2 separate regions of the Homo sapiens genome follow, and region 2 is linked to region 1. Evidence: read pairs that join two places in POLR2A ChIA-PET (ENCODE). Cell type or tissue: PC-9. All regions are shown on one strand. Each heading gives the region's core, and the rest is flanking DNA. Links, peaks and the distances in the headings are about the cores only.

Region 1 (5,236 bases), core at 237-5,236:
CCCAGTCTTCTCTAAGTGTATATCCTTCCAAATCATATTCCCTGCAGTTATATATGTACATATCCATAAAACATACAGCTTTCTTTTATGTTAGGTATTTAACTTACAGCCTGATGGATGGAAGATTATGCATTAAAAGGGGGATCTTGTTAATTTTTTTGGTAGATTCTTTTATTCTGATCTTGATTAACAGTAAACTTAGTTGCACTTTCACACCAAATACCTCTTGGAAACGGAAATGATGCTAGTTAAAATGGCGAATATAAACTTGGACTTAGTAAAAGATAACAGTAACTTGTTATTAAAAACTTTCAAAGGGATAAAGGCTTGAAACCTCAGGTATCCAGTTTCATGTAAATTACTTACAAGTCTAGGTGATATTTGAGATGGGTCTTAAGAGAGGAAGAGGAATCCTAGGGAGGGGGAGGCGAGGCATGGACAGGCAGAAGGACTGCACTGTGCAAGGGCATGATGGAGAGAAGTACATGCCTAGTTTTCCAGTTTTCCTGAGGATAATTTTACACCAGATCTTCTTTATTTTAAAAATCCAATCCTTTTTCTTAATAACCCCTGTCTGTCCCTGATACCACCATTTTTTTTCTACCAGTCTCTCAGGCTAGAAATTTTGTAGTTATCTTTGCCTCTTCTCTCCATCCTGTAAATCCTACCTGTTGGGAATACATTACTGTCCTTTCTTCAAAATGTTTTATCTGTCTTTTCTTTTTCATTCTCTGCTATTAAGTATAACTTCATTCTCAGTTCCACTGCTGCCTAGCTTTCTGTGTCCTGCTAGGTTCATCATTATCCATCCAACAAACATAAAAGGAAAACTGTTTCTACTCACACACTTCTGAAACCAAATGTGTGGGTTTTCCACACTAAGCAGTTCTCCAGTTCTCTCTGCAGATACAAACCGGGTGTCCTGCAATTCACTTCTGAATTGCCATCAACTAAGATCATAAGACTGCTGAGCAGTTGGTTTGAGAGGGAAGATTCTGAGTTCTGTAGGGCATATCACTTTGGAAATGTCCATTAAACATCCAAATGGATATGTCATGGAGGCAGCTGGAGTTCAGGTTAGAGGTCTGAGTCACTGATAAAACTTTGGGAGTTGTTGGCAAATGATAGCGTATTGGTCAGAGTCCGATTAGGAAAGAGAAGCCACACAGTCATTTGAACAGGAAAAGTGTACCTAGGGAATTGTTAATTGCAACAGGGAAGTGGAGTAACCAGGCACAGACTAGTAGGAAGTATAGGAGGAGCAGCTACTAGTCTAGGGCTCAGGTAGAGAACTCAGGAGAGTCCTCCCCTCTTAGTGCCCTGCCCCTGCACCTCATCAGAGGAACCCAGCCATGGCCCTCTGCTTGTCAGGAGAGTCACCGATGCTATACCACTGGAACTTACTAGAAATACTTCCTTAGGTGCTGGGGAAAGGAGCGGTGTCTCAGAAGAGTTACTCTATAATAAAACTGCCTGGAGCTGGTGAGAGGAGTGGGACCTGCTGGGCACTGGCCACTGTGTCCCTGGTGAAGTCAACCGCCTGCAGGAGCCAGGCGAGGGAGCATAGGAGAACCAGTAGCAAAGACAGCTTTCACCTACAAAGTCTCTCCATTGCTCTAGATAGGAGGTGGTGGTCAGAGTGGGATACTGTGAGGGTTGCAGTCCTTGGACCTGACAAGGTCTAAGGTCTGATCATGGAGGGAGGGGGAAGCTGAGGTAGGGCAGAGGACAAGAATGGGCTTCATGAGACCAAAAGGATGTTAGAAAGATTATTTACCCGGCTACTGACATCTCCAAGAAGTAAGAGGCCTAGTGTGAAGAAGTTACAACATCCTAAGCTCTTCAGGGATAAGGGAAGCATGCGCCACGTAGGTAGCCTCCCTAGTGCAGCACCCAGTATATAGCCTATGCAGAGTGAATACCTGGGGGCTGCTGGGGGTGATAACAAGGTCACTGTGACAGGACCTGAAGCCTGGGGGTCTCGGTGACAGGAGTGGGCCTAGTTTTTTGATGTAGAATTGAGCCTTGCATGCACCGGTGGGATCATATTGAAAAGAAACCCTCCAAGACTAGAGGAAGATGCATCCTCTGACAATGTAGTCTCTGTAGGCGTCCCAAGTAGCTGGGCTGGGGATTAGATGGGCTCCAAGGCATTTCCTCAGGTGGCAATGGGTGGATCCCTGGGAAGGCAAAGCTGTGCAGGAAGAAAATGGCAAGATGCTACCTTCCCTCAGGGAAAGCCCCTTTCCCGGGAGCAGGGAAGGCGAGGCAGTTTAGGCTGGGTCAGTTTGTCCCTGCCCTCAGAGTCTGTTGGTCCCGGAAAAAGAGGGCCTTATTTTATTTATTTATTTTTCTTTGAGACAGTGTCTTGCTCTGTCGCCCAGGCTGGAGTGCAGTGGCTCGATCTCAGCTCACTACAACTTCTGCCTCCCAGGCTCAAGCGATCGTCCCGCCTCAGCCTCCAGAGTAGCTGGGACCACAGGGACCACAGGGACCACAGGCGCCCTGCCACGACGCTGGCTTTATTTTTATTTATTTATTTATTTATTTATTTATTTATTTATTTTTTGAGAGATGTAGCCTCCCTATGTTGCCCAGATTGGTCTTGAACTCCTGGGCTCAAGCAATCCTCCTGCCTCGGCCTCCCAAAAGGCTGGGATTACAGGCGTGATCCACCGCTTCTGGCCAAAAGAGGGCTATAGGGCACCCCCAGAACGCGAGATCTCCCTCGTCTGTCATCTTTACAGAGGAGGAAGTGGACTCCCAATCCAGCCATAGTCCATTCGCCCCGGGCACGGTGACTCCGGGGCGGCCAGAACCAAATGTGTCTCCTGGCTTTTGCACGGCATCAAGTAACCCGCGCCAGGCCGCACAGCTGCCCTGGCCTTCAGCAAGGACTCCGCGAGCGAGGTGCAAGCTGCTGGGGAGTGCCACAGCAGGAGCTGAGGCAGCGGATTCCGAGGGCGGGGTGGGGCTGAATCGGGAGGGACGCGGACCCGGTGGAACGCACTGCGCAGACGGCGCCGGCGCCAGCACTCGGCCGTTGACGAGTCTTTCTTCCAGCTGTCCCCTGAAAGTCATCCAGGCGGCGGTCCCTTTTTTTCTGCCTTTTTGTTTCCCTCCGGCGAGTCGGCGCGAGGGTGAATTTCCGTTTCCGGCGGTGTCCAAGCGGACCTAAGGAGTCGCAGTTGTGAACAGGTTTGGTGCCGCGGGCTGGGGTAGGCGGCGGTTGGGTCCGTGGCTCTGGGGCACTGGGAAGATCGCGAGTCGTGCGCATGGGAAGGTCCTCCCCCGGTCCTCCGGGTCATCTTTGCTCCCGAGGAGCGGCATATTTCGCATCTGCCTGAGGTGTGCCCGGGGGTCGTTGGGAGAGTGACGGGATGAATCCCTGCAGAGAGCCCGGACTGGGAGGGAAGGTGTCGGGGAGACGTCGTTTCCTGGCGACGTGGTCCCGGCAGGCGACTTAGACCTGAGCCGAATCTGTTGACCCCAAATTGTGCTTTTCCCACCAAGAAGAAAAGGGAGAGAAACAGTACAAGTTCGGCAGTAAAATATAGTAGAGAAGCAATATAACCTCTGAAATCACACAGCTATTCAGTTTCAAAGCGTTCCTAGTGCCCAGCTCTCCTAACTCCCGGCCAGTGTTCCTTGACATATGGTGATATATAAAGACTTTCTGTTTCCGCTCGTGTGTGTGTCTGTGAGAAGCCTCTGACTCACTTCTGTGCTCCAGTAGCACCCTCTGCAGCCTTGCAATGTAGCCCTTATTGCATGGCACGGAAGATACTAGTTTGGATTTCCTCTGCCAATCAGACCATAGCTATATCCATTTTCTGGCACAGTGGCTAGCACATCATAGACAGACACAAACATTTATTAAACGGAATGAATACAGGACCTTAACTGAATGAAATGGTACCCTGCCCCGCTTTTTCTCAATCAAGCTGTCAGATTTTATGCAGCCCGATATTCCAAAAAAACTCACAGATTCAGTGACTACCAATTTATTGGCCACAGATTCCCAGGTACCTCAGAAATCACTGGAAGGGTCTCTGTAAGTCCATGGGGTCTCCAGGCATCATCTAAAACCAGTCATATCTCACACATACAGATATTGCTATTTTTCAAATGTATGTAGATGAGCTGTAATTTAGAAGTTTTAGAGTCAACAGGTACTAAAAGTAATACTGCGATCCTATTGGAAGTTCATAAAAACGTTTTAAATTTTTTATTGAAATTTAAGTTCTGGTTTAAGTTAGGAAACCACTTCGTTAGTCCAGTCGATGTCTAGGTCTGAGCTGTCCAGTATGGTAGCCACATGTGACTATTTAGAGTTAGAATGAAATTAATTAAGAATTCATTTTTTCAGTTTCTCTGAAGTACATTTTAAGTAACCACATGTGGCTAATGGCTAAATGGCTGAAAAGTACAGATATAGAATATTTCCATCCTTGCAGAAATAGGTACTGGTGATGTTGACACTTGAGATGAATAAAAAGTAACTTAACCATAGAATGTAACCTTAGCAGAGGTAACTCATCTAATTTATAGCATAACAGAGAGAAATGAAATTGGGGATGGTTAAGCAGTTTCTACCCTTGTTCAGTGAACAAATACATCATGTCTTCATAAAGAAATAAATGAAATTTAATGTTTTTCCCTGGGTATTGCCTGGATTGTAAAATGCTTCTCCCACCTCCTTACCCCAACCTTCTTCCTTGTAGGTTAGAGTTACTTGTTATTGGTAAATAGCCACTATGGAGACTAAGGACCAGAAGAAACACAGAAAGAAAAACGGTGGACCCAAAGCTGCAAAGAAAAAGAAGTGGCATCTGCAGGATCTCCAGCTAGGAGACTAAGAAAATGCCCAGAAGAGAAATGCCAATGCTTTTGCAGTTCAGTCTGCTGTGTGGATGTCTCGATCCTTTCACAGGTGTGTTTAGCTACAGTCTGATGGTTCTTCCATTGAATCTTTTTAAATAGTTAGGAGCCTCTCACAGGTGACATTTGGATTCACAAGTCTAGTCCAGCTCCAAAGGACATGGAGATGCATGCTGTGTGGCTTTTACTAAAACGTGAGAAGACTTGCCATAGAAGCTGCCTTGCCTCCAGCATCTGCACACTGGTTGGCGTTTCTTGCCCAAGATACAAGAATTTATAGAATTTGATTCTTCCTAAACTTTAAACTGTTTCTATGGTGATAAGTGTGCTTTTTCCCTCTGGATATGTTTTACAA
Region 2 (5,500 bases), core at 186-5,185, 210 kb after region 1:
GGAGTAATATAATACCTAGGATAGGAATGTATATTTAACATTTTAAGAAATGACTCAACTGTTTTCCAAAATTTAAATTTCTACCAGCAGCAAGAGACTACCAGTTCCTCCACATTAGTGGCAACAATTGGTAAGGAGAGACAGTTAAATTTTAGCCATTCAAATAGGTATGTTGTGGCATCTCATTGTGATTTTAATTTGTATTTGCTTAACAATTAATGGCGTTGAGCATCTTATTATGTATTCATTGGCCACTTGTATGTCTTCTATGGTGAAATCGATGTTCAAATCTTTTGCTCATTTGTTGGGGAAGGGAGGCAGTTGTTTGTCTTATTATTGATAAAGTAAAAGTTATTTTTATGTTCTGGATGTAAGACTTTTGCCTGATATATGTGTTGCAAATATTTTCTTCTAGTCCATGCCTTGTCTTTTCATGTTGTCAACTGTGTCTTTTGAAGATTGAAAGTTTTTCTTTGATGAGTCCAAATTTATCATTTTTTCCCTTTACGATTCATGCTTTTAGTGACACAGCTAAGAAATCTTTGCTGATCTCAAGGCCACAAAACCTTTCCTTTAGTATTTTGTTCTAGAATTTCTACAGTATTAGGTTTCACGTGAGTCTATGATGTATTTTCAGTTAATTAGATATCCAGTTGAGCCCACGCTAGTTGTTGAAAAGACTTTCCTTGTTCTAGCGAATTGTATTGGCATCTTGATAAAAAAGCAATTGATCGCATCTGTGTGGGCCTATTTCTACACAGTCTATTCCACTGCGTTCATCTATTTGTCTGTTTTCTACCCACATCACACTCTCTTGTTTACTACAGTTTATAATATGTCTTGAAATTATGTAATCTGAGTCTACCAACTTTGTTATTGTTTATCAAAATTATTTTGGCTATTCTAGTTCCTTTGATTATCCATATACATTTTTGATTCAAATCATTGACTTTACAATCAGATTATTGATTGGGATTGAATTGAATGCATAGATGAGTTTGCAGACAATTTACCTCTTAACAATACTGAGTCTTCCAACCCATGAATACGTTATATCTCTTTACTTATTTAGGCCTTCTTTGATTTATTTATCAGTGTTGTGTGGTTTCACTATATAGATCATGCAAATATTTTGCTAGGTTTATACCCATGTATTTTGTGGGGTTTTTTTTTTTTGGTGCTATTGTAAATGGCACTTTTTTCTTTAAATTTTAATGTCCAGTTATTCATTATGTTTTGATCATATATTTTACAACTTGCTAAACTCCTTCATTTATTCTAGTATACATTTGGAAGATTCCTTGGAATTTTCTAAAGGGGTGTTCATGTTGCATTTCTTGATTGACAACTTAAGGATGCTATTTTTTTTTCTTCTTTTTTTGAGACAGAGTCTCGCTCTGTTGCCCAGGCTCGAGTGCAGTGGCGTGATCTCGGCTCACTGCAAGCTCCGCCTCCCGGGTTCACGCCATTCTCCTGCCTCAGCCTCCGGAGTAGCTGGGACTACGGGTGCCTGCCACGAGGATGCTATTTTTTACTCTTGCCTTATTGCTCTTGCTAGGGTCTCCAGTGCCTTGTTCGTGATCTTAGGGGGAAAACATCCAGTTTACCATTAAATATAAAGTTAGCTGTAGATTTTTTTTTGGTAGATGCCCTTTATCAGTTGAAAATTCTTTTCTATTCCTAGTAATTTGAGAATTTTTTAAAAATCGTGAATGAGTTTTGAATATCGTCAGATGCATCTACTAACATGATGTTTTTTCTTCTTTAGTTTGTTAACATAGTTAATCATATTGACTGGTTTTCTAATCTCGAACCAGCCACTCATTTATGGGTTAAATCTCACTTGTTCATGATGTATTAGCCTTTGAATATGTTCCTGGATTTAATGTACTGGTATTCTGTTGAGGGCTTTTGCATGGTTATAAGGAATATCGCTCTCAAGTTTTCTTTTCTTTTGGTTTTGGTATCTAGGTAACGTCTACCTCATAAAAGTGTTGGAAAGTAATTTTTTCTCTTCCTATTCCTCCCCCTTTCTATTTGCTGGGAAAAGTTTGTATGGAATTGATATTATTTCAAGTACTTGAGGGGCTGAGAAGTATTGCGCTAAGCATGAAAGGAGGGCTGGTTGGGCTTATACCTTATTCCTACTTTTCGACTGAGCATTTCACAGTTTTGTGTCATCAGAGGAAAACGATAACTGAAGTATCAGAACATAGATTATTCCAGCTGTTAATGATCTATATTAGAAAGTATTCACAGCCTCAAAGATGACATCACTTGCCTGATGTCAGTGATTCCAGCAGGAGCTGGAATCATGAGGGTGCATTACCCACTGCTGCCTCCAGGGGGTGCTGTGTGTCAGGCAGCAGAGCCTAGGGCCTTTGAACCTGGATGAGTTCTGAGGTGTGTAATGGGTTCAGAATAGTGACCAAGTTCCCATCAGCCAGGGGCTCATCACCCACACAGTGGTTGGGTGGAAGGATAGAAGCCCCTTCTCTGCAGGATGGAAGCCCCTCGGAAGCACATGGCTGTCCTGCCCTTCCCTGCGCGACACCTTTTCTGTGCAGTGAGGACAGAAGTTCAAGTTTTCAGACAGAGTACATTTCAGCCAGAGATATCCTAGAGACTGAACACAGGAGGGTGGGGCCTTAGGCTGTTTGGAAGGCTTGATTTGCACAAAGAAATGAGGAAGCAATTTGCATCTGGAGAGAATGCATGAATGACACTGTTTAACAGGAAGGTAAGACCACAAGGCTAGCGACCCAGGATCGGAGTCGGGTCCCTGCTGTCTGAATCTGCAGGGCATGTGCCGTGTTTATGGATGATGCCTTCATCACTCCCCACCCAGGCCATTTCTCCTAAGCCACTGCTCCTTCTGCTTTGGGGATGAGAAAGCTGGGGCTCAGGGAGAGCACAGAACTTGCTCAAGAGCACAGAGCTGAGGAGACATGGACCTGCTAAAGGGAGAGAGGATCCCACACACACTGCCCTGAGCTTTGGTTCCTGTTTGTGTCGTAATCCCAGGCACGGACTTGTGGCAGGAGGTGGGGTGGGGAGAGAGGCTCCAGCAGGGACTAGGACCCCTGTGGCTGTGGCAAGGCTGTGTCTCCAGTAACTGCAGGGCATTAGTCTAGAGGAGACGGAGGAGATGGACCCCGCACTGACAGATGCAGGGGTGAAGCCTGAACCCAACAGGCAGAGCAGCCCGGGCGCCCTTCAGGAATCCAGGCCATTAGGTGGGATGACACAGGGGGCTTGGGAGTCGTTAGTGGAACACAGCCTTGGGAATCTGACAGCAGGACATTGCAGGGTTTGGGAAGCAGGGTTCACCGGGGAGGCCTGAGAGCAGGGAGGGCTCAGGGCCCAGGGCTGGCTTAAAGTCCAGGGAGCGAGGCTGGGTCCACTCATCTGGATGTGGGCTCAACATGAGGACCAACTTCTGGGCAAGGCGGAGTATGCAGGGAGCAGGGGGTGCGAAGTGTGGCCAGGCAGCAGGAGGCAGCCTTCTCTCTCTCTTGCCTAAGGTATCTGATGTGGAACTGATTCAAGGAAGTGGGAATGTTGGTCCAGGGGCTCGGGGTGGTCTAAGGCAAGGAGGTCCCTAGCAGGCACTCACAGGAGTCATCTTCCTCCCTGAGTGTCCTCCTTCATCAGCACCCTAGGCACTTTCTAGAAGCTGAGCAGGGATGCTGAGGTAGGTATCTCAGTGGAGCACCACATCCACGAAGCCCTGTGCCGGGCGCTGCCCTGACAGTCCTGTGCTTTGGAAACCTGGGCTTGTGTGTCCTGAGCCTTGCTGCAGAGAGGACTTGGTCTACAGGGGCATCTGTTTCCCCACCGGTGGATCTGTCTCTGAGAAGAAAAGCCTGGATTCTGTCATCTGAGGACAGCCTAACAGTGAGGAATTGGAGGAGATGCTTTGACTCATAAAAGGGAAGAAGTAGCTGGGACAAAGGCAGAATGGCTTTGGAAAATACTTACCGCTTCTGTTTGTACCCTGTCATGAAGATTGTCTCGTTTAATCTTTTTTTTAAAATGATTTTCTTGAGATACAATTCACCCATTTAAAGTATATAATTCAATGATTTTTAGTATTCACAGAAATTTATGACCATTACCAAAATCAATAATATTAGAACATTTTCATCACCTCAAAATAAAACCCTGTAACCTTCAGCTCTTACCCACTATCCACACCCGCATCCCTGCCTCCCAGCTCTAAGAAACTACTCATCTACTTTCGATTTCTATAGATTTTCCTGTTCTGGAATTTTTCACGTGAATAGGATCGTATAATATGTGACTTTTTGTGACTGGCTTATTTCATTTAGCAAAATGTATTCAAGGTTCATCAATGTTGCAGGTTCATCCATGGCTCACTACAGTCTCCACCTCCTGGACTCAAGTTCACTCCTTTTTATGGTTGAATAATATTCCATTCTATGCATATGCCACATTTTGTTTATTCATTCATTAACTGATACAAATTTGTTTTTTTTCCACCTTTTGGCTATTATGAATAATTCTGCTATAAAAATGTCTGTATAAGTTTTTGTGTGAACATACATTTTCATTTCTCTTGGATACATGCCTAGGCATGGGATTGTTGGGTCATATGGTAACTCTATGTTTAACTTTTTGAGGAACTGCCAGTTTTCCAAAGAGACTGTATAATTTTGCACTCCCACCAGCAATGTGTGAGTTCTGATTTCTCCACAACCTTGAAAACAATTATTATCCAACTTTTTGATCATAGCCATCCCAGTGGGTGTGAAGGGGTATCTCATTACAGCATTGATCTGCACTGCCTGATGACTAATGAAGTTGGGCATCTTTTCATGTGCTTATTGGCCATTTGTGTATCTTCCTTGCAGAAATGTCTATTTAGATGATTTGCTTATTTTAAAAATTAGGTTATTTATCATTTTATTATTGAGTTGTAAGAGTTTTTTATATATGCTAGATTCAAGTCCCCTATCATATACGTAATTAGCAAGTATTCTCTCTCACTCTGTGGATTAATCTTTCACTTTCTTGAAGATGTCCTTTGAAGCACAAAATGTTTTCATTTTGATGAAGTCCAGTTTATCTAATTTTGCCTTCATTGCTCTTGATGTCATATCTAGGAATCTTTTTCCAAAGCCAGGCTCATAAAGACTTACCCCTATGTTTTCTTCTAAGAGTTTTAGCTCTTATTTTTAGGTCCTTGATCCATTTTGAGTTAAGTTTTGATTATGCTATGAGGTAAGGAAGCAAATTTATTCTTTTGCATATGGAAATGCAGTTGTACACCATGTTCTCATTTAATCATTACAATCCAGAGATATCATGAGCCTATTCTTTAAAATAAACATCTCCCTTTTACATCCCCGCTTTAAGGAGTCTTATGGGGAGATGTAAAATGGAGATGTTTATTTTAAATAATAGGTTCATGTGATTGTGGGAGCTGGAAAGTCTGAAATCTGTTGTGCAAGCCCCAGCAGACTGCAAATTCAGGCAA

The links. Peaks named below come from ENCODE experiments on the same cell type or tissue, not always from the same donor. Only the 100,000 strongest peaks of a DNase experiment are listed, where the experiment ranks them.
Region 2: POLR2A ChIA-PET joins it to region 1 with 8 read pairs; 1 of 35 experiments calls an interaction of 5 or more read pairs at or near these places.

Annotation. Positions count from the first base shown.
Region 1 is chr10:47,551,441-47,556,676 of GRCh38, reverse strand. It overlaps a transcript of ANXA8 not described here, the pseudogene BMS1P2-AGAP9 and the pseudogene BMS1P2. Among named protein-coding and RNA genes, the nearest start is that of AGAP9, 30 kb to the right of the region's middle. RefSeq lists enhancers at 3,281-3,400, 3,421-3,470. In PC-9, for the core only: no CTCF peak of the experiment used is centred there; DNase peaks (open chromatin) are centred at 3,156 and 3,736; H3K4me3 peaks cover 1,597 bases; H3K27ac peaks cover 1,434 bases.
Region 2 is chr10:47,337,603-47,343,102 of GRCh38, reverse strand. No RefSeq gene overlaps it. Among named protein-coding and RNA genes, the nearest start is that of RBP3, 8.0 kb to the left of the region's middle. RefSeq lists an enhancer at 1-573. In PC-9, for the core only: CTCF peaks have their summits at 2,162 and 2,363 (motif pointing right); a DNase peak (open chromatin) is centred at 2,332.